Linked DNA regions of Homo sapiens: regions 1, 3 and 4 are each linked to region 2. The links are chromatin contacts, found by Hi-C or POLR2A ChIA-PET in ENCODE. All regions are on one chromosome and are shown on one strand. The core of a region is the stretch at or near the end of the contact, and the rest is flanking DNA. Distances in the headings are between cores, read along the strand shown.

Region 1 (5,452 bases), core at 1,267-3,766, 480 kb before region 2:
GCACTTCCCTGGGGGCTTGAGAAAGGCCCAGAGAGCAGCACCATATCCTGAAAATGCTGGTGATCAATCAAAAGAGAAGCAAGCCCAGAAGGCTTCAGGAGGAAGCAACACAAAGGCAGGCAGGGCACCCAGGGCCAGCTCTGCTAATGCGGAGTGTATTTCGACTCATTCTTCACTCAGCAAATACTGGCTGAGCAACTGGTGTGAGCCTGAGCTGTGGAGGCTGGGCAAAGAACAAGATGGTCCTCTGGGAGCTCATGGTCAAGAGTAGACCGGTCAACAAGGTAATGACTATTACTACTACCAACAGTAACAACAGCTAATACTCAGCAAGCCCTCAAGCTCCTGTCAAGCTCATTTGATCCTCATGTCAACTCTCTATCAGGTAGGCACCATTATTCTTCTCGATTGGCAGATGCAAGACCTGAGGCACAGAGAGGTCAGACCGTTTGTCCAAGGTCACACAGCACATCTGAGCCCACCCAGTCTGACTCCAGAGTTTGTGCTCTAAATCCCCGTGCTATTTACGACTTTTCAGACAGTTAAGTACAAATACTTTCCTCTCAAATAAATATATAATTTATAGAATTAAAGGGACAATGAGTGAGGGAAGTGCCGTGGTCTGAGAAGGTCTCTCTGGAAAGACAGGCTTGCGAGCGAAGCTTGAATGAGGTGAGGCCACGGGCCACACTGCGTCTGCAGGAACAGCACTCCAGGAAGGAGAAGAGCACGTGCAAAGGCCCTGAGGCAGCGAGAAGCAGCAGGGAGGCCAGCGGAGCTGCAGCAGAGCAAGTGAGCGAGAGGGATGGACCACAGATTCAGACAAGCATGCCAAGGCCAGATCACATGAGGCCGCAGTGGGGTGTTTGGGTTTCCTCCCAAGAGCCATGGGGAGGTGATGGGGGTATGAGCAGAGGCCTGACACCACCTTCTCACCCTTTAAAGGACCTCCCTGGCTGCTGACAGGAGGATGCACGGGATGGAATGTGCAGTGAATATAAAGTGGGAAGACCAGTTATGGCTACTGCCAAAGTCCAGGCAAGAGCAGAGGGTGGCACAGAAGCTCTGTGCCTCATTCACTCCATGCATGCATGTATCCACTCAGCCAGGCTCCAGTGTACCTGGCCCCATGTTGGGCTCTCTGTTGTACACAGATGACGGCAGACACTCCCCTAAGCCATCAGCCTGCTTGTAGGCATGTCCACAAAGTTACAATATAAGACCGTGATCTTATGACCATATTCAGTAATTCCATTCGATCCTGCAAAGCTACCCCAGTCCCAGGTTCCCTGAAGTGGTTTTTGGCATCTGGACCTTTGTGAGGCCAGCCGAGGCCAGGGAGTGAATGTGGCCAGTCAGCTCCCGGTGGGCAGGGACAGAGGCTGCCAGTTAGTGAGACCCCCGCCCCAGGTTCTACCCATCATCCCTTTCATCCAAAGCAGGGGTCAAATGACAGTCCAAGGACTGAGTCCAACCCATCACCCGTTTTTGTAAAAAAAAGTTTTGTCGGAACCAAGTATCCTCATTTCACTGATATATTGTCAGTGGTTGCTTTTACACTACAATGACAGATTGTATGGACCCCAAGGCCTAAACTATTTACTATCTGATCCTTTAATGGAAAAGTTTGCTGGCCCTTTGTTAAAAGCAACAGAACTGATTCTTAGCTGAGCATGAGGGCACCTGGAATAAAGGCCACACGCCCAGTCTGCCTGGACACAAGGTTCTCATGGATGGGGCGCGAGCAGAAGTGCCGGGTGCAGTTTCCCTTCTCCTTTCCCTCTTCCTTGGCTGGAATGTGGGCATGGTGCGAGCACCTGAAACCCTGGTGGTGAGGGGCACACCTCAGGGTTGGCAGAACTTGGTGCTGTCAGCATGGAGCCACCATGCTGCCCTGGACTGCCTTGACAGAAATAAGCTTAGACGTTGTTTAAGCCACTCTTGTTTCAGAGCTATGTCACTGCAGCTAAAACATATCCTATTACAAAAGACCCCACCGTGTTGTGGCACTTGGGATAAATTCACCATGAAACTGTGTTCTTCCTTCTGCTGGCTCTGTTAAGCTTGGCCATCAGTGAAATTACTTTGCCTCCCAATGGCCCTAGCAGGCAGGTGCTTTTACTATCCCCACTTGACAGATGAGAAAGTTGAGGCTCACACAGAGGCAAGGTCCCCTACCCAAGGGCACGGACAGCTAAGCGGCTACACGGTCCAGCTCCAGAGCTCACATTTCTGAATCACTATTCTGTGATTCTCCAGCCTGAGGCCCTGGGCCTCTTCCCACCTCCCCCAACAAATAGGAAGCTCTCACCACTTTTATTCTTGAAGCTAAAACCTGATGGGTCCATGGCACCCCTCTGATGGGCACTGCCACCATATCTGCTCCTCCCAAACCCTGGAAGTTGGAATCTCAGTGACCCTCCTCCAGTGGTTCCCTGTGGGGCTGCCAACACCCAGTAGTTAGTAAAAGTGAAAAAAAGGCTGCTTCCCTTTTCTATCTGTCCGCCTCTATCTCTATTCTTGCTCTAGGTCAGTGGTAGGGGTAGGGAATTGAAACCAAGCAAGACCTGGCCAGGCCCATAGCTGGACCAAAACCGCAGGGGAAGTGTTAGCTTTGGTGTCTTGGTTCACGGGGCATGTTGGCTCCACTCTGTGGAGCTCCAAAAAATGAGGGCCCATTCCTGCCTCCAGGCCTTTGGACTTGCTGTTTCCTCTCCCGGCACACTCCTCAAGATCTCAAGAAGTAACGGCCACAGTGGCTCACGCCTGTAATCTCAACACTTTGGGAGGCCCAGGCAGGCAGATCACGAGGTCAGGAGTTCGAGACCAGCCTGGCCAGCATGGTGAAACCCCGTCTCTATTAAAAATACAAAAATTAGCCGGGCGTGGCGGCACGTGCCTGTAGTCCCAGCTACTTGGGAGGCTGAGGGAGGAGAATCAGTTGAACCTGGGAGGCGGAGGTTGCAGTGAGCCAAAGGTTGCGGTGAGCCAAGATTGCGCCACTGCACTCCAGCCTGGGTGACAGAGCAAGACTCCATCTTAAAAAAAAGAAAAAAGAAGAAATAACACAAGCCAGGCATGGTGGCTCACGCCTGTGATCCCAGCACTTTGGGAAGCCAAGGCGGGCGGATCACCTGAGGTAAGGACTTCAAGACCAGCCTAGCCAACATGGCAAAACCCCATCTCTACTAAAAATATAAAAATTAGCCAGGCATGGTGGTGCACACCTGTAATCTCAGCTACTTGGGAGGCTGAGGCAGGAGAATCGCTTGAACCCGGGAGGCAGAGGTTGCAGTGAGCCAAGATTAAGCCCCTGCACTCCAGCCTGGGCAACAGAGTGAGACTCCATCATAAAAAAAGAGGCAACATAGTACTGTATAAAGATAGGCCTAGAGATCAATGGAAAAGAATTGTAGGCGGTGGCCAGCAGTTCAAGACCAGCCTGGGCAACACAGAAGGACACCATCTTTACCAAAAAATTTTAAAAACTTAGCCAGACACAGTGATGTGCACCTGTAGTTCCAGCTTTTGGAAGGCTGAGGTGGGAGGATCACTTGGGCCCAGGAGCTCCAGGTTACAGTGAGTTATAATCGGGCCACTGCACTCCAGCCTGAGTGACAGAACGAACCTGTCTCTATTATCTCTTTTAAAAAAAAAAAAGAGAGAGAGAGATAGGTTGATAGGTGCAGCAAACCACCATGGCACATGTAGACATATGTAACAAAGCTGCACATTCTGCACATGTATCCCAGAACTATAAAAAAAAAAAAAAAAAAAGAAAATCAAAAGTAAAAATCAATGCATATCAAAAAAAATTGAGAGTCCAGAAATAAATCCTTACATTTATGGTCAGTTAATTTTCCACAAGGATGCCAAGGCAATTAAATGGACAAAAGAACTGTCTTTTCAACAAATGATGCAACTGAATATCCATGTGCAACAAAATGAGGCTGGCCCCTTCCTCATGCCACACACAAAAATGGACTCAAAATGGATCACAGACCTAAATGTAAGAACTAAAACTATAAAACTGTCAGAGAAAACACAGGAGTAAACCCCTTGTGACCTTAAGTTAGGCGAAGTGCTCTTAGATATGACCAAATGCACAAGCAACTTAAAAAAAATAGATAACGTGAATTTCACCACAATTTAAAACTTCTGTGCTTCAAATGACACTACCCCAACGTGAAAGCCAAAAAATAAATAAAATTTAAAAGGAAGGGAAAAGACAATCTGCCTAATGAGGAAAATAGTATCAATTACACATCTGATGAGGAACTTGTACCCAGAATATGTAAAGAACCCTTACAACTTAACAACAAAAAGATAAATAATACAAGTAAAAAACAGGCATAGGACTTGAACAGACATTTCTCCAAAGAAGATACACAAATGTCCAATAAGCAGATGAAAAGATGTTCAACATCATGTGGGAAAATGCAAAACAAAACCAAAATGAGATACCACTTCACATCTACTGGAATAGCTATAATCCAAAACATGAATAACAACTGTTGGTGGAGATATGAAAAAAATAGAGCCCTCCTACATTGCTGGTAAAAATATAAAATGCTGCAGCAGCTTAGGAAAGCAGTTGGGCAATTCCCTTGAGACACCATGATCCAGCCATACCTGAAGCCATCTATCCATGGCTTGTCAGTTATGTGAGCCTATTTATTTTTTACATATATATGTTGTGTAAGTCAGCTTGGGCTAGTTTTTCCATCTCTTATTTGAAAAAGTTCCTACTGCTTCACAGTCTCAGAGGGAGTGCACAGATATGGAAACTCGAAGGTGTCCCAGCTGGTCTCAGACAGGCATAAAATGTGGGTATCTTCAAAGCCAACGAGAGCTTGAGCGATACTAACAAAGGTCTAACATGCGAAAGGAGGGAGGTGAGAAGGCTCCTGCCCAATTCAGAACTGAACAGACTGTACTAATAAATCAGAATAGAGTCACATTCAAAGGAGACATACTATGGTACTGAAAACCCTGGAATCCATATCCAAAGTGGAACAGATACATGAACTTCCAGGGTTTGGCCCAGAGAAGAGTATTTCTGGAAGGAACCCAAGAGGTGCTTGCTTGCTTGCTTGCTAAGCGTCTTGGGAGAACTACATGACTAAGAGGCCCGGTGAATCTGTAAGACCTCAAGGAGTCCAATGGGACCAGTGCAAGAGACCACTGTTTGAATGAATTAATCCATTCTTACACCACTTGGAGCTTTCTCGCAAGAGAGAGGGCTACCTTGTAAGGTAGTAAGTTCCCCATCAATAGAAGTATCAATGATAGATTCAGGCCCACTAATGCCTTATTCTAGCTCAAACCCATTATCAGATGATGAAACTGGAGAGCTCTGTGGTCAAGAGAATGGGTGCTGGGAAAAGGGAGGCATGGTCTCTACTTCGCCTCCACCACATCTCAGCTGTGGGGCCTTGCACAAGTGGCCTCA
Region 2 (5,748 bases), core at 1,148-3,647:
GTTCAAGCGATTCTCCTGTCTCAGCCTCGGGAGTAGCTGGGACTGCAGGCGCCCGCCACCACACCAGGCTCAAGAGATAGTCTCCATCTCCTGACCTCGTGATCCACCCGCCTCGGCCTCCCAAAAGTTCTGGGATTACAGGCGTGAGCCACCGCGCCTAACCTGCTTATGGAGGCCTAGGAGGGTGGATCACGAGGTTAGGAGTTCGAGACCAGTCTGGCCAACATGGCAAAACCCCGTCTCTACGAAAACTACAAAAATTAACACGGCGCGGTGGCGGGCGTCTGTAATCCCAGCTACTCGGGAGGCTGAGACGGGAGAATCTTTTGAACCAGGGTGGCAGAGGTTGAAATGAGCCGAAATCGCGCCACTGCACTCCAGCCTGGGCGACAGCGTGAGACTGTCTCAAAAAAAAAAAAAAATTCAAACAAACATTTTAAATTACAAACAATGGTAAGACTGTCAGAAAATTCTAGGAAAATGTCAAAAACAAGGAGGCCACTTTGCCGCATGTGTGTTAAGAGATGGGTATAAATCAAAATAGTTTCAGTTCACTAAGGAAATTTAATGCCTAAAACAATCCTAAGATACAGGAGGATCACTCAGGTAAACACACACTCCTTACTCATATAAAATTGAACACCCATAAGTTGCATTTCCTTAGAGTACACCTATAAAACTAAGTACAGAATTTTTAAAAACCCAGTATGTTTTAGTAAAGTTGCTGTTCTAAAAATCCCACCTGTCACCAGGATAACCGAAACTGCTCCCTCTACACTCCAACTGTATTTTTAGTTTTTACCTCAACAAGTAGCAATGCAATTTACACTTGGTAAGCACGGATTCCTGAAACGCCAAAATCAACCGGGAACCTGATTTAACTCCACCACGCTCTTAACAATGAAAGCTACAAGCAGAAGAGAAGTGTGACCTTAAAAACTTCCACACAGCCGAAGAACAGTGGCAGAACAGACTGAAGCACGTATCTTCGCGGAACAGAAGAAAACTTCCACACAAGCAATACTGCAACACGGAGGCGGGGCAAGGGCTTAAAAGGAAAGTCAGCCAACAGGGAGGGGTGAATATAAGCAAAGCTTCCGTGAAAAAAAACTTATCGAGGTGTAGAGCAAGACAAGACAGACAAATTTTTCCATCTCCGTACACCCCCCTTCAGAGCCCAACACACAGCAAGTGCTCTAGATAGGTTTGCTCAACTCAAGGGAAGCTTCTGCCAGCAACTTTCCCAGAAATGGAATGACAAGAAGAAGCTGGATGATGGCGGGGCGGGGAGAAATGGACAGGTTGCTCATCCTGCGGGAGATGGTGAATATCCTGCAGTTGCCTAAGCGGAGATGGAAAGAAACAGCATCCATCGTTTACAGACTGTCAACTACAGTGTCCCAATTAAGCGTACGCCCCTTTCAGATGTTAACAACTGAAAACAATGCCCTGGCTCTGGACATGGGCACGCGGAACACTGCAGCCTCTAAGAAACCCAAACGGATAGGTAGGTCAACTTCTATCCACTCTGCCCATTAAATTATACCTTCATATCACGCTAATAAATTATGCAGACGGTTTACTGGGACACGCTGTGGGTCTGGCACTCTGATAAGCGCTTTACACGCCCCATTTCACTGAACCTTAAGAGGCAGGGACGGTATTAGCAGCCCCTTTTCCAACCAAGACACAAAGACTTTTTAAGTGTCTTGCCTAACGGGGCAGAGCCGGGTTCGGCACCCGTTTTGGACACCTGGGCCGTGCTCTTAACCACTAAGCTACAGACCTGGGCCGGCGACACTGAGAGGCTCCAGCCCTCGGGGACCTGAAGCAGGGACCCCCCCCCCCCCCCGCCTGCGCCCCAGCCCCGGGAATAACTTCGGCATCCCCGCGCGCGCCATGCGGGACGAGGAAAGGCGGCCGCAGCACCTGTTTGTGGCACCGGTGAGGGCTGGAGGGGATGGGGGCGCCCGGGGCCAGGCCTCAGGGCGCCCCGAGGCGAGGGAACGCAAGAGGACCCGCCTCCTCCGGGAAGGCCCCGCGGGCTAGAGAGAGGCCCGGGAGAAGGCGGAGGGGTGCGCGGGCCCGCCGAGGCCTAGGCCCCACCCGCCGCCCACCTCCCCACCGCGGCGGCGCCCGCGAGGGCCCCACCAGGCCCGGCCCGGCCCGGCCGCCTCACCTGGCTGCTGCTCCGAGCTCGTCCCCCGGCCGGCGGTCCTGGGCGGTGGCGGCGAGGAGGGGAAGGAAGAAGGAAAAAAGGGAGAGGAAGAAGGGACGAAGGGAGGGAAGAGGCGGAGTGGCCGTGGAGGAGGCGGGCGCCGCCGGGCCGGGGGGGGGAGGCGGTCAAAGGAAGCGGGAGCCGAGAGAGACGCGGCAGCCGCCGGCGCAAACGCTGAAGAGCCGCTCAGGCGCCCGCAGCCCGGCAGGAAGTGACGGGGGAGGGGCAGGCGCCCGCCCCCGGCCCCCGCCCGCCTCCAGGCCCGGCCCCGGCCCCACCCCCACCCACGGTCCGAACCACAAGTTCCGGCTGGCACTGCGGCGGAGCCTGCGCTCGCAAGGCACGCCGGGGGCCCAGCGGGAGGAGCGCCCTGTCCCGCCTGGACCGCAGCGGCCCGTCCTGAGTCCCGGGGCCTGCCGGGAGTTGTAGTTCTGGTGGGAGTTTCGCGCTGCCTGCTGGACTCGAAGCGGGTCTGGGAGAACCCAGCCTACCTTCTTTCCTCCTCCACTTCCTTTTTCCTTCCTTGCTGTCGCTTCTTCCTCTTGTCCTGCCTCTGGCCTTCCTTTCTCTCCTTCCTGCAGTTGTTTCTTCCTCCATCTGTAAATGTTCATTAAATGCTTGCCATATGCAAGGCATTGCTCCAAGAGCTAAGAATGTAGTGGTGAACTGACAAAAATCCCTGCCCTCGTGGAGCTTACATTCTTGTGTAAGTAAAATACACAATAAATAAAATTGAAAAATGTGTAGTGAGATAAAAGACAATGGCCCGGGCGCGTTGGCTCAGGCCTCTAATCCCGGCACTTTGGGAGGCCGAGGCGGGCGGATCACTAGGTCAAGAGATCGAGACCATCCTGGCTACCACGGTGAAACCCCCGTCTCTACTGAAAATACAAAAAATTAGCCGGGCGTGGTGGCGGGCGCCTGTAGGTAAACAGCTACTCGGGAGGCTGAGGCAGGAGAATCGCTTGAACCCGGGAGGCGGAGATTGCAGTGAGCTGAGATCGCGCCGCTGCACTCCAGCCTTGGCGACAAAGAGACACTGGTCTCAAAAAAAAAAAAAAAAAAAAAAAAAAAAAAAAAAAAAAAGACGAGAAGTGCCAGATTACTATTTATTTCACCCAGACCTAGATAAACTAAGTGGTTTTTAGCAGCTGTATTGTATGGGAGGTTGGAGAGAGGGTGGCCAGTAAAGAATCTTGGCCAGGCGCAGTGGCTCACGCCTGTAATCCCGGCACTTTGGGAGGCCGAGGTGGGCGGATCACCTGAGGTCAGGAGTTCGAGACCAGCCTGACTAACATGGTGAAACCCCGTCTCTACTAGCCGGATGCAGTGGTGGGCGCCTGTAATCACAGCTACTTGGGAGGCTGAGGCAGGAGAATCTCTTGAACCCGGGAGACGGAGGTTGCAGTGAGCCGAGATCACGCCATTGCACTCCAACCTGGGCAACAGAGTGAGACTCTGTCTCAAAAAAAAAAAAAAAAAAAAAAAGAATCTTGAACTTCTGCACACTCAGCGAAAATTATGCTCGCGTTGTGAGAGGTCCAAGAAACTGAGAATGAATGAAGGAACTGCAGGTGCACAGAGCTTCTCTCTCCCGCTCACTCTGGGACTGCCGCCCCACTATTTAAAAATAATTCTCTCTTTCTTAAATGTCTCTCAATCTAATAATTGCTCAATCTCTCTTGCCAACGGAATATAAATTCAAAATACGAGCTGCTGTGTCTGAAGAGGCCCCTCCAAACAAGGCTTTGGAGCCTTAGCGAAGCCTGGGAGGACACTTGCCTCCTTACATTGCTTCTTGTGAAGTGCAATGACACTGAATTTCAGAACACCAAAAATAGTCAAAGGACTTTCACCGTCCCTTTAGTGCCCATCCAAGACAGTAGTAAGCAACATTCAGATATTGTCCAGCCCTCTGCTAAAAGTGATCTTTTCTTTCTAACTTCCAAGCAGTGTGGATCCCATACCTCCTTGGGTAAAGGAGCAGATGCAGAGAGGTCTCCCTAAACCCAAAGCTGCGCACAATCAGACAATCTCGTCAAAGGTGATTTTGCTATCACCCATAGGGACAAAAGTGGTGGGTCTATGACTTCCAGTCTCAATTTTCTTCCCTCTTTCCTCCTTCCGCATCTTTTTTGTTTTTTTCTTGAGACAGGGTCTCGCTCTGTCACCTAACTAGAGTGCAGTGGCATGAGCACAGCTAACTGCAGCCTCAACCTCCTGAGCTCAAGAAATCCTCCTACCTCAGCCTCCTGAGTAGCTGGGACCACAGGCATGTGCCACCACTCCCAGCTAATTTTTTAATTTTTTATAGAGACAGGGTTTTACTAAGTTGCCCAGGGTCTTACTAAGTTACTAAGTTGACCAGGCTGGTCTCAAATTCTAGGCTCAAGCAATCCTCTTGCCTCAATCTTCCAAAGTACTGGGGGGATTATTCCAGGTGTGGGCCACCATACCTGACCAGGAGTAGGTCACCTAGATTTGTTTTCTTCTGTTTGTACCTAGAAACTATCAGTCAAGTTCTCTTCCAAGGTCCTGAAGACCTCTTGAGTCTTGCTAAGTAATTAAGGAATCATTTTTCTTTACCTTGAGAAAAAGATGGAAGCTGTGTGTTCTTGGTTCACAAGAAACTGTGAGCATTAAGTATGTTACGATAAATTATGTGTGTTCCTTCTCACAAGATAAATTATGTGCATCTGTACTAAGGAATGGGAACATGCAAAACTCATAAAAGCCCTGTGAGATGCTGAATTTTTTTTTTTTTTTTTTGAGACAGAATCTCACTCTGTTGCCCAAGCTGAAGTGCAATGGTGTGATCTCGGCTCTCTGATGCAAAGCTCATAAAAGCCCTGTGAGACATTTATTTTTATTTTTAATTATTTTTTTTTTTTGAGACAGAGTCTCCCTCAGTCACCCAGGCTAAAGTGCAGTGGCGCGATCTCGGCTCACTGCAACCTCCACCTCCCGGGCTCAAGCAATTCTCCTGCCTCAGCCTCCCGAGTAGCTGAGACTACAGGCGCTTGCCACCATGCCCTGTAATTTTTGTGTTTTTAGTACAGACGGGGTTTCGCCATGTTGGCCAGGCTGGTCTCGAACTCCTGGCCTCAGGTGATCCACCCGCCTCGGCCTCCCAAGGTGCTGGGATTACAAGTGTGAATGTTAACCTCTGATGAATTATCTGTTCCACTCTCATAGCCTCTTAGTAGAACTTTGCACCCTTATAATTTTCAATTATCTGTTGAGTATATCTATTAGGCTAGAACTAAGTGATCAACTTCCATGACAGCAGAGACTCAGCCTGTCTTAGTAGTCATGATGGTCCCTGGCCCATAACACAGTGCCAGGGACACAATAGTACATGATAAATTTCCGTAGACTGCTGAAAAATTACAGCCTTGCTTATCTCTGCGCAAGTCCCTAAGAAACAGGGAACACCTGTAGGGTTGATTGGTGTATGTCAGGGTCACCTGTGGTATGTGTAGCACAGGAGAACAAGGTTGAGAACTACTTGCTGGCCTAAATAAGTAATT
Region 3 (5,523 bases), core at 1,404-3,903, 340 kb before region 2:
TTGCTTGAGGCCAGGAGTTCAAGACCAGCCTGGGCAACATATTATCTAAAAAATTAATTTAAAAAAAGTTAGCCAGGCATGGTGGCATGCAACACTAGTCCCAGCTACTTGAGAGGCTGAGGTAGAAACCTCACTTGAGTCTGGGAGGTCGAGGCTGCAGTGAACTGTGATTGCACCACTGCACTCCAGCCTGGGCAACACAGCAAGACCCTGTCTCAAAAAAAAATCTAGTAGCTGTGTCTCCATCCTTATCATATTCAATTATTCAGTAGCACTCAGCACAGTGATATTTCTCTCCTTCTTAAAACATGCTTTTTGCAGGAAATATTTGGGATACCCTGTACCCCCCATTCCCTTGCACGGCCATGTTCTACTGGCCTTCTCTGGCAGCAGATATGTGCTCAGACTCTATCTTCTACACCCATTGAAGACACCATTGGTTGCAAACCAGCAACATTTTCCCCTTCTCCCTATTGAAACCCCAAGTTTGGCCACCATATGCTTCTGGAGAGAATGAACCCTCCTCACCCCCAGCAGGCAGATCTTAATGAAATTCAGCCAATCATGAAGAGGCATGTGACTCATTTCTAACCAATAAGACTTGATGGAAATCTGCTGGAGGCTTCAGGGAAGGTCTTCTTCCCTCTCAAAACAAGATACAGGAAAGGAAAGTGACTTGTTCTGCTCTTGTGGCTTGTGGATGTTGTTGTGACAGCACGATGTCTAGGGGCTATGGCAGCCAACTTGGACCCACGAACGGAGACCGTGCCATCATGGTAGATGGAAAGATGCAAGGAACCTGGATCCTCAATGCTGCTCTTGAGCCGAATTACCCAACCCTGGGACTGTCCTATCTCAGGACACATTGCATAAAACACATTGGGTTCAGTCTTCATTTACTTATAGCAAAAGTCATCTTGATGGATATACTGCTTGTATGGTAAAACTTCCAGAAACATGACTCCAGCTATAACCTTCTTTCTCACATCACTCCAGACCTACGTGGGATGTTTAATGGACATCTTCCCAAGCAGTCCTACAAGCACTTTAAAAATGTGTCCCAACTTGAATCAATTATCTGCCACATTCCCCAAAAGACTTTTATTCACTAGATAAATGGCATCGCCATCTATGTGATTTCTCTCATGAGTGATCCTCAAGTCTTTTTTCCATTCCTTTATTCATTCATGTAACGAACTCTCATTTACTAAGCTCCTCTATGCACTGGGCATTATGCAAGATGTAGGGGATAACACAGTGACTAAGACAAAGTTCCATCCCTCGTGAAGCTTATATTTCCGGTTAGAGGGAGATATTAAACAATTAACCCATAACTGACAGCAGCTAAGAAATAAACAGGATGTTCTCATAGAAAAATACAGGGAGGCACACACCTAGATAAGGTGATCAGGGGAGGCTTCCATAGGCAGGTAATAAATAAGCTGAGATCTAAATGCACAGCCAAAACCAACTCTGCAAAGCATGAGAAGAGTTTTCTAGGCTGGGCGCAGTGGCTCACGCTGTAATCTCAGCACTTTGGGAGGCCAAGGCAGGAAGATTGCTTGGGGCCAGGAGTTTGTGACCAGCCTGGGCAACATGACGAAAAGTGTCTCTACAACATACAAAAAAATTAGCCAGGTGTGATGGTCCATGCCTTTAGTCCCAGCTACTCTGGAGGCTGAGGTGGAAGGATCACTTGAGCCCAGGAGGCTGAGGTTGTAATGAGCCGTGACTGTGCCACTACACTCCAGCCTGGGTGACAAAGCAAGACCTTGTTTCCAAAAAAAAAAAAAAAAAAGAGCTTTCTAGGCAGAGGAAATAGCAAGTGCAAAGGCCCCAAGGCTGGACCAAATTTGAGCTTTCCAGAAGCCGCGAGGAGGCCAGTGAGGTGGTAATGTGGAGACAGGCAGATCCAGCAGGGCCTCAAAAGTGATGTGTGGATTTTATGCTAAGTGCAGTGGGCAGCCAGGGGAGGAATTTAAACAAGGATGTAACATGATGTGACTCAGGTTTTTAAATGGTCTCACAGGCTATTGCATGGACGATGGCCCATAATAATAAAAATGATCACAGCTAACACTTTGATAGTAGATACTGTGTGCCAGGCATTGTTCTAAGCACATTCCGTATATATTAACTCATTAAGTCCTCCCACCGACCCCATGAGGTCAGCACCATAATCATTCCCATTTTATTGATGAAGAAACTGAGGCACAGAGAATTACAGAAACTTGCCTACGGTCACATAGCCAATAAATCAAAGCCTGGCCTAGAGGAAACAAGGAGACTAGCTACAGGCTGTGGTGCATGTCCAGAAAGGGGGCTGCAGGCAGTGGGGCTTGGATTGGCCCAGGGGAGAAGTGCAAGGGAGGATCCCGCATATAATTTCACGGCGGAGAGGAAAGAACTTGCAGGTGGTCTTATCCTCTGTCCATTCTCACTCCTTTCTCCAGCAGGTTTTTGAACTTGACTTCTGGCTTGGTGGTCTCCCAGCCCACCTTATATTAATAGATGGGGATGTCCTCGCTGTCTCCTCCCCCACCATCCTGCTGTCTGGCACCTCGTTCATCTCACACAACCACTCCCCTTGAAAACAGCCCGACCCTCCTACAGTACAACAGTCTCCACCTTGGTCTTGCCCTGCCCACTCCACACCAGAGATTAAAAGCCAGGCAGCCGCTCCTGGCGGTCAAAGGAGAGCACTTTGTAGACGCTCCCTGGACCCCAGCAAAACTTCTATTGTGTTGCTGGAGACAGAAACAATGCCAGTGGCCCAGTTGCTCCCCAGCCAAAGGTGGCCCCAGCAAACAGTCTCCCAGCCCCATGGATGGGGTGCCTGGGAGTGTTAACAGAGCTCCCTCGGGGACCAGAGGGCCAGGAGAGAAGCAACATGTGCCTGCTGGACACTCCCGTCTACAGCCGGCTGCAGCCCCCACCCACCCACGTGCCTCACTCTAGGCGAAGAAAACCCAAAAGTAGGAGAGGACAGGCCAGAGATGGCTGCTTGACCTTTCAAGGGGAGGCAGGAGTTTCTACAAAGCCTCTGGGAGTCCCCTAAGTATGTGTTCCTACCCTCCAGGGGCTAGGAGGTCACCCTCTCAGTTCCTCATCAGCCTGGGATAGGTTCAGCGGTGGGTGGAAAATATGACCAGCAAGGGGCCTACCCACACCCGGGGCCTGCTTTGGGGCTTTCTTAAAAAGACAGTGCTAGGATCCCAGACCAACAAGACACCTTGTGCAAAGCTCTGTGCTCTAGGCTCTCAGAGAATAGGAAAGCACCCTGTCCTTCTGGGTCAGAGTGGAGTTAAGATGAGTTATGCAGAGGCAGAGATTTGGGGGAGAGATCAAGGAATACTTCATGGAGGAGGGGGCCTTTGAGAGTGCTCTGAAAAAACTGAGAGGATTCCTTTCTTTGCCCTGCCCTCCCTCTTCCTTCTCTTATAAAAAAAAAAAAAAAAAAAACAAACCCTCCCCAAATGACTAATAAATAAAAGACACACAAAAGAGACACATATGCTTTATCTATAATGTATAGGCCGTGTTGTTTTTGAAACTCTTTTCTGCTCTGTAAAGGAATGTGTGTGCATCACGGAAACCTTGGAAAACCCAGAGCAGCATATAGAAGAAAATGAAAATTGCCTCTATTTCCACCATATAGAGATAAAACACTCTTAACTTGTCAGAGTATTCCTTTCCAGGCTTTGGTGGTGTTTTTTCATATTATTACTAAGGTGAAATTTACTTGCAGTGAAATGCACATGTCTGGAATATATGACTCAATGCATTTTGACAAATGTCTACACCCGTGTGTACACCCTTCCAATCGAGATCTAGAACATTCCCCTCACCCCAGAAATTTCCCCCGGGTCCCCTTCCAGTCAGCCCCCATCCTTCTGATTTCTATAAATTAGTTTTGCCTGCCATGTAATTGGAATCATGTGCTATGTGCTTTTTTGTGTCTGGTTTCTTTCACTCAACATAAACAATGTTTTTAGATTTCTCCACGTATCAGTAGCTTGTTCTTTTTCATTGTTGAGTAGTGTCCCATTGTGTGGATAAATCACAGTGTGTTCATCCTGCAAGAATCTTTTGGGTTGTCTCCACTTTGGGGCTATTATGAAAGAGCCACTTATAAATATTGGCCAAGTCTGTGCATGGATGTAGGTTTTCATTTTTCCTGAGCAAATACTTAGGAGTGGGATAACTGAGTCATATGATTAACTTTTATGAGAAATTGTCAACAGTTTTCCAAAGTGGTTGTACCATTTTATATTTCCACCAGCACTATATGAGGGTTCCAATTTCTCGATATCATTACATTTTTTCTTTTTTTTTTTTTTGTTTCTTTTTGAGACAAGCTCTCGTTCTGTTATCCAGTCTGGAGTCCAGTGGCACAATTGTGGCTCACTGCACCCTCAACCTTTCAGGCTCAATTGATCCTCCCACCTCAGCCTCCCGAGTAGCTGAGACCACAGGTACACACTACCACACCCAGCTAATTTTTATATTTTTTTTGTAGACAGAGCATTTTGCCATGTTGCCCAGACTGGTCTTGAACTCCTGGTCTCAAGCAATCTGCCCGCCTCATCCTCCCAAAGTGCTAGGATTACAGATGTGAGCCACCACACCCGGCCTATTATTACTTATTAATTACACAAGTAATACATGAGTATAGTCTCCTGCAAGGCTAAAATACCTTTGGATAACCACCTGGCACCCACCAGTCCCCCCAGAATAACTACCATCAGCAGTTTGGGATGCTGCTTCGCAGACGTTTGCAGACCTTTTCTTGTACATTTATATGTATAGATATATAACATTTTTAGGGGGGGTGGTTGGAGTCTCGCTCTGTCGCTCAGGCTGGAGTTCAGTGGCGGGATCTCGGCTCACTGCAACCTCCGCCTCTGGCATTCAAGGAATTCTCCTGCCTCACCCTCCTGAGTAGCTGGGACTACAGGCACACACCACTGTGCTCAGCTAATTTTTGTGTTTTTAGTAGAGACGGGGGTTTCACCATATTGGTCAGGCTGGTCTCGAACTCCTGACCTCAGGTGATCCACCCACCTCAGCCTCCCAAAGTGCTGGGATTACAGGCGTGAGCCACCATGCCTGGCCTGATATATTGACTGTGCCACTGCACTCCAGCCTGGGAAACAGAGGAAGACCCTGTCTCAAAAAAAAAAAAAGGAATGTTTGTGCATTGCTAAAACCTTGGAAACCCGGAGAAGCATGTAGAAGAAAATGAAAATCACCTCCATTTCCACCATGTAGCTTAAACATCCTTAACATGTCAGAGTATTCCTCTGTTTTCTATAGATATATATATACATATCACTATATATGTGTGATTATATATGTGTCTCCATAGAAATAAACAAAACAATACTAGAAACAAATACAATACTAGAAACAGAACAATACTATGTGTCTTCTATGGATATATATATAGTATTGTTTTGTGGTGACTCTTTTTACAAAAATCTTGCATTATATATTTCTTCATTGTACTTACCACCCAGGCCG
Region 4 (5,925 bases), core at 2,135-4,634, 480 kb after region 2:
GCAGTGAGTTATGATCATGTCACTGCACTCCAGCCTGGGTAACACAGCAAGACCCTGTCTCTCAAAAAGGGGGGGTGGGGGGGTAGTAGTAATAATAATAATAATAATAATAATAATAATAATAATAATAATGAAGAAACATCAAGTCCTAAGGACTTTTTACACTTCTATAAAACACCAGCTACAAAGAGATGATGAATTCTTTTATAAATGTTACAAACTGTAATTCAGACATACATTCATTCAACACTCATTATATACATAAGATGTTCCAGGACTGCCCTATACTCTAAAGATAAAGAGATACAAGTAAGACACAGTCCCTGCCATCACCTTGCAATGGAAGAATAGTCACGTTTGTTCAGGGGTACAGGAGAGTGGCTACTAGATCATATTGGGAGCAGGGGCCAGGAAAATACTCTCAGAAGAGGTAATTCTAGAGTATGGTCCTGAAAGAAGAGCACTGAAGCAGGAGAGGGAGCAGCATAAATGAAAACAAAGAGCCATCCAGGGGGAAATACATCTGAGGAATCAAAGAAGTTTCATATGGCTGGAGCGAAGGTTGCATATGGCAAGAACATGAGACGGGAGGCTAGAAAAATGGGGGGAGCAAGAGCGAAAGGGCTTCACGCACTATACTTGGGGTCTGAACTTGATTCTGAAAGCCACGACATTGCAGAAACGGTCCAGGATTGGATTTCCAGTGGGCCAATGAGTAGGTATCAATCGGAACAAGTAAATTTACCCTACTCAAAATTCCTGGCTCCAGATTAAGGACTGAACTTTTTAGTATCCACATCTAAATTCTTAGATGAACTAAATAAGATTCTGTGTGTAGAATCCCCCAGGTGATTAATAAAAGTTGGGAGCCTGAATCTTAGCAAAGACTGTACTTTCTACATGGAGCAATGCAGAGGAACACCACATCTCCATGGCATGTAGAGTGGAGGGAAAATGTCAAGATATAAAGCTAGACACAACTGACCAGAGCCAGAAAGAATGACACTCAGCAAAGGTGCTGCTTGGTGCTCAGGGGGGTCTGTTAGACTGGGTTTTCTTTCTCTGAATTTACTCACATCATCATCCCACTATAAAATGTGGGATTTATAACAGAGTCAAATAAATTCCAGAAAAACACTGGAGCCAATCTATGGATCACAGGTTCTACCTCTTTAGCATGTCCATGCTTTTGGCATAAAGAACAGGGAAAAGGGAAGAGAATCTAAAGAGAAGAGAAGCAGAAAATGAATAAATAGAACAGGAGGCTCCCTCTCACGCTCATGCTTGCTAGTGCTCTCTCCTTCCCCCATATACAAAATACACAGATAAGACACAATAAAAATTAAGGAAAAACAAAATGTGCCAAAGGAATGTTGAAGTTTGATTTCTGCCATGCTAGAGTATCTGCAAAACCTGCATTATCTTTTTAGACCAATATTTTGTGGAAAAAGCACAACCTGAAAAATAATTCAACCTTACCCCCAAACAAGCAGATGATCAGTGTTCACTGCTCTGCACAACAGGTAAAGAAAGAATCTGCTTATTCTGCTTATAAAGAGATGGATTCCTATACAACTAATAATGCATTTATTGAGTCCTTATGTGCCAGCACCTTTCCAAATGCCTGTGTTTTATCTCATTTCATCCTCACAATAACTGAGAGGCAGGTTGTTACCATCAATTTAGAGATGAAAAAAACTCAGGTCTGAATACGCAATCTGACCATGTGGAGCCAAGATTTCACAGCAGGCTTTGTCTCCAGAGTCCAGATTTTTAACAAACATGCTCTACTGCCTCTCAGATGCTCAATCCCCTGAATCCACAGCTACTATGCTGCCCACACTTTGTTTGATTCCTTTTACTTGGATCTTTTTGAAGTGTTTTTTTTTTTTTGGCTTGTGTTGTTGTTGTTTTTTTTGAGACGGACTCTCGCTGTCACCCAGGCTGGAGTGCAGTGGCGCGATCTCAGCTCACTGCAGGCTGCGCCCCCCAGGGGTTCACGCCATTCTCCTGCCTCAGCCTCCCGAGTAGCTGGGACTACAGGTGCCTGCCACCTCGCCCGGCTAATTTTTTTTGTATTTTTAGTAGAGACGGGGTTTCACTGTGTCAGCCAGGATGGTCTCGATCTCCTGACCTTGTGATCCACCCGCCTTGGCCTCCCAAAGTGCTGGGATTACAGGTGTGAGCCACCGCGCCCGGCCTGTTGTTGTTTTTGACAGGATCTTGCTCTGTCACTCAGGCTGGAGTGCAGTGGCACGATCATGGCTCACTGCAGTCTTAACCTCCCTGGCTCAAGCAGTCCTCACACTTTGGCCTCCCAAAGTGCTGGGATTATAGGTGTGAGCCACCCCGCATGGCCAATATTACCTGGATCTTTACTGTCAACATGTCATATATTTCAGGCTTCCAATATTCCACTTCAGGAGTGGGTGCCAATACTCACGCTATAATGCATCCCCCAAATTTTATAAGTTTGAAGCTCTAATGTGAATCATGAATTTTTCCATTTTAAATCTGCTTAAAATGCTGGATACTCATACTATGCATTACATACATTAACATACATTTAAGAGAGAAAATACAGCTTTTTTAAGATACAAGGAATTTTTGGCAGCAAAATTTACACCCATTGTCTTATCTATTTAAATATTTTGGAGCAACCGTGTGACAATTTTCATACAAAAAGTGTTTAAAGAGAACTGGGAGGAGGGGGGACACATACACACATTAACAAAGTAAATAATACAAAAAAATATTTTGGGGGAAAAATTGATTTGAGGAAACTTTTGCTTTCCTAATCCTTCTCATTTGAGGCAGAAAAATCACAAAGTCATTCGTAGGTTTCATTTTTCACCCTAATTACTATTCCTAGCTATTAAAAAAATCCAAGTGGTAAAAATTAACAGCTATGAAGTACCCTATAAACATTTCCACTGACCTATTAGTCTACCATCTGTTAAATTATTAAACTGTACATAAGATTAGACATGAAAATGCTGTCTAAACAGATACTAGATGGCTGGGTAGCCTATGGTAAGTACTTTACTGATCTAAGCTTCAGCTTTGCTTCCCCCAAAATTCTTAATAGCATGACCAGTTATCAACCCTCAGAAGTACCAATATCCACATGCACAGCCACATAACCTCAGTATAAGCTTGGGTGGGAGAAAACTGTAAATTACCTTGCTGGTTCCATTGAAACTGAACACGTACACTTATCAAAACAACCCTGCGGAGAATGGGTGGGGGTGGGGGGGGCGTCAGGGTATGACGGATGTTGCTGATGGGAATGTGCTAGAGGCACAAGACCAGCACTGCCACACTCCTCTGTGGAACTGAAACCAGAACAAAGGCTCTGCTCCCCTCACCTCCGCACCCCCTCGTCCTAATCTCTGTCCGTCACCGCCCCCACTCCACCGACCAATCCCTGTCCCTGAATTGCCTTGTGGTTCCAGCCTCCCACCCCCACTGACACCTCCTCTGTATGAACGTGCTTTTGTGACACCCGCTCATACTAAGCTTTTTTTTTAGACAGTGTCTCGTCCTGTCACCCAGGCTGGATTGCAGTGGCACAAACACAGCTCACTGCAACCTCAACTTCCTTGGCTCAAGCAATCCTCCTGCCTCAGCCTCCTGTGTAGCTGGGACCACAGGCGTACACCACCACATCTGGTGAATTTTTTTATTTTTGTAGAGGTAGAATCTCACTTTGTTGCCCAGGCTGGTCTCAAACTCCTGGGCTCAAGCAATCCTCCTGCCTCAGCCTCCCAAACTGCTGGGATTACATGTGAGAGCCATCATGCCCAGCCAATACTAAGCTTTAATGTCCCTTTCCTAGCTTTTCCTGGTATCATCCCACCCCCAAGATTAGAACTGCCTACACCTATCTTTGGGCTCTTTCTCAACTGATACACCAACTTCTATCCATGACCTCTACAAATTTGAGCATGTCTCTCTCTTCCAATAGACTGTAAGCTCCTTAAGAGTACAGACAGTCTTATTCTTTTCTTCATCAACTTCTGATAAATAGTAGGCATTTAGCTATTTATTAAAGAATTACATAGGCTGGGCGTGGTTGCTCACACCTGTAATCCCAGCACTTTGGGAGGCTGAGGCAGGTGGATCACCTGAGGTCAGGAGTTCGCAACCAACCTGACCAACATGGAGAAACACCGTCTCTACTAAAAATACAAAATCAGCCGAGCATGGTGGTGCATGCCTGTAATCCCAGTTACTCGGGAGGCTGAGAAAGGAGAATCACTTGAACCTGGGAGGCGGATGTTGCAGTGAGCTAAGATCGCGCCATTGCACTCCAGCCTGGGCAACAAGAGCGAAACTCCACCTCAAAAAAAAAAAAAAAAAGAATTATAGCTTGGCACACAGATGCTGTGATAGCCGGAGGAGTTGCCTTGCTTTTTTAAGGTAGAAGTATACTGGTTTTTCTGCAACCACAAAAAAAAAGGCTATAAGCCAGAAAAGGTCATAGTGAAACTGATACTTCACCAACTGTGCTGGTGTTCGTGCAGACTGGTATAAACCCTTTGGGAAAACTATTTGCAAATTCAACAATAGCCATAAAAATGCTCATACCTTCTGAGCTAGCAAAGTATCCTAAATATGAGGCTATTCTATGCACAAAGTTTTTACTTACATTATTTCTAAAAGCAAAATCTTGGGAAACAACTCAAAATCAACAACCAGCAGCTCTCAGTGCTGCTCTGCCTGTGGAGTAGCCAGTTTCTTTTCTTCTCTAATAAACTTGCTTTCACTTACTAAAACAACAGCACATAAACTGTGACACAAAACTTGACGGAATCTTACACATCTTTAAAAGTGAAAACTATGCAACCTTATCACCATACACCTTATGTATAATATTTAGCATAGACTATCACATTTTTAACAACATGAAAAAAGTTCTGCTATATCTTGACAACTATTGCTAAGGAATAAGAACATGTATCAGGCTAAAACAGACTTGAGGCAAATTTACCAACCTGCTTTGCTGTTAGGGAGTAACAGTGATGTGAGATGACCTTTTTTCCTTCTGTTTTACCAATGTTCTTTACAACAGTAATGATTTATTTTTTTGAGACAGGGTCTTACTATGTTGCCCAGGCTGGTCTCAAATTCCTGAGCTCAAGAGATCTTCATGCCTTAGCTCCCAAGCAGCTGGGACTACAGGCATGCATCATGGTGTCTGACTGAGTGAGGGTTTAAAAGAATGCAATTCTATAGCAAAAAGTTGAATTTCTTCAACACTGAACTGCTATCTGCCTACAACTAAGTTTCTTCTAACCCTTTGCAAACATGTAACGTAAAATTTTAAGTTGACACTACAAACTGCTTGTCTAAATGAGTCAAAAGACTGATACCTGTTCTACCAAAGCCTCACCAACATTCAGAGGCTTTGGTGGAACAGGTATCCCACACCTTGTTGATGGAAACAAATTGATATAACCTCTAGAGAGGTTGGCAATACAGATCAAAGTGAAATGTTCATACTCTAACCCAGTAGTTCCTACTTTCAGGTATTCATCCTAAAGAAATAATTGGATAAATAACAAATGTGTTCAATACTGTTTATCTCAGTGCTACTTATAAAAGCAAAACTCCAACCTATCTATGCACCAAAAGGGTCTGGAAAAAAAATTATGGCAAAATCAGACCATGACTAACTCAGCTATCACTGAAATAATGATTATTGTTTTAGAAGTACTCACTATTTAAAAATCATACCGTGCAGGCCAGGCACGGTGGCTCATGCCTATAATCCCAGCACTTTGGGAGGCCAAGGTGGGCGGATCACCTGAGGTCAGGAGTTCAAGATCAGCCTGGTCAACATGGCGAAACCCCATCTCTACAAAAAATACAAAAATTAACCGGGTGTGGTGGTGCATGCCTGTAACCCCAGCTACTCAGGAG

Evidence for each region. Hi-C counts contacts between places; a loop is a spot of excess contacts on that map. ChIA-PET counts read pairs that join two places held with the same protein, here RNA polymerase II (POLR2A). Pooled maps may share reads with other maps.
Region 1: a loop to region 2 is called in a pooled map, with 3 times the contacts of the local background. The contact joins the enhancer-like site here to the promoter of STAU1 in region 2. A Hi-C loop is called at or near these places in 2 of 37 single-sample maps with no recorded cell type and 2 of 50 pooled maps.
Region 3: a pooled map shows a loop between it and region 2 (2.9-fold over the local background). The contact joins the enhancer-like site here to the promoter of STAU1 in region 2. A Hi-C loop is called at or near these places in 3 of 50 pooled maps. POLR2A ChIA-PET finds 5 or more read pairs at or near these places in 2 of 52 experiments (H1 and activated naive CD4-positive, alpha-beta T cell).
Region 4: a loop to region 2 is called in a map with no recorded cell type, with 8 times the contacts of the local background. The contact joins the enhancer-like site here to the promoter of STAU1 in region 2. A Hi-C loop is called at or near these places in 1 of 37 single-sample maps with no recorded cell type and 2 of 50 pooled maps. POLR2A ChIA-PET finds 5 or more read pairs at or near these places in 3 of 52 experiments (GM12878, activated CD4-positive, alpha-beta T cell and activated naive CD4-positive, alpha-beta T cell).

Annotation. Positions count from the first base shown.
Region 1 is chr20:48,710,100-48,715,551 of GRCh38, forward strand. The region is part of intron 5 of PREX1 (phosphatidylinositol-3,4,5-trisphosphate dependent Rac exchange factor 1); the gene reads right to left. Among named protein-coding and RNA genes, the nearest start is that of PREX1, 120 kb to the right of the region's middle. RefSeq lists enhancers at 2,694-2,803, 2,844-2,893. Within about 2 kb of position 2,517, at least 4 of the 41 ENCODE cell types and tissues checked have a DNase peak (open chromatin) inside an H3K27ac peak, as active enhancers do.
Region 2 is chr20:49,185,937-49,191,684 of GRCh38, forward strand. It overlaps STAU1 (staufen double-stranded RNA binding protein 1), which reads right to left and starts at 2,398. Exons shown (of 14, transcript NM_017453.4): 1 at 2,180-2,398. RefSeq lists an enhancer at 1,142-1,211 and silencers at 1,612-1,771, 2,002-2,671.
Region 3 is chr20:48,843,923-48,849,445 of GRCh38, forward strand. It overlaps a transcript of PREX1 not described here. Among named protein-coding and RNA genes, the nearest start is that of PREX1, 19 kb to the left of the region's middle. RefSeq lists an enhancer at 2,792-3,071. Within about 2 kb of position 2,654, at least 5 of the 41 ENCODE cell types and tissues checked have a DNase peak (open chromatin) inside an H3K27ac peak, as active enhancers do.
Region 4 is chr20:49,665,352-49,671,276 of GRCh38, forward strand. All of the region lies in intron 1 of B4GALT5 (beta-1,4-galactosyltransferase 5), which reads right to left. Among named protein-coding and RNA genes, the nearest start is that of B4GALT5, 46 kb to the right of the region's middle. Within about 2 kb of position 3,385, at least 10 of the 41 ENCODE cell types and tissues checked have a DNase peak (open chromatin) inside an H3K27ac peak, as active enhancers do; they include GM12878, where a contact is called at or near this core.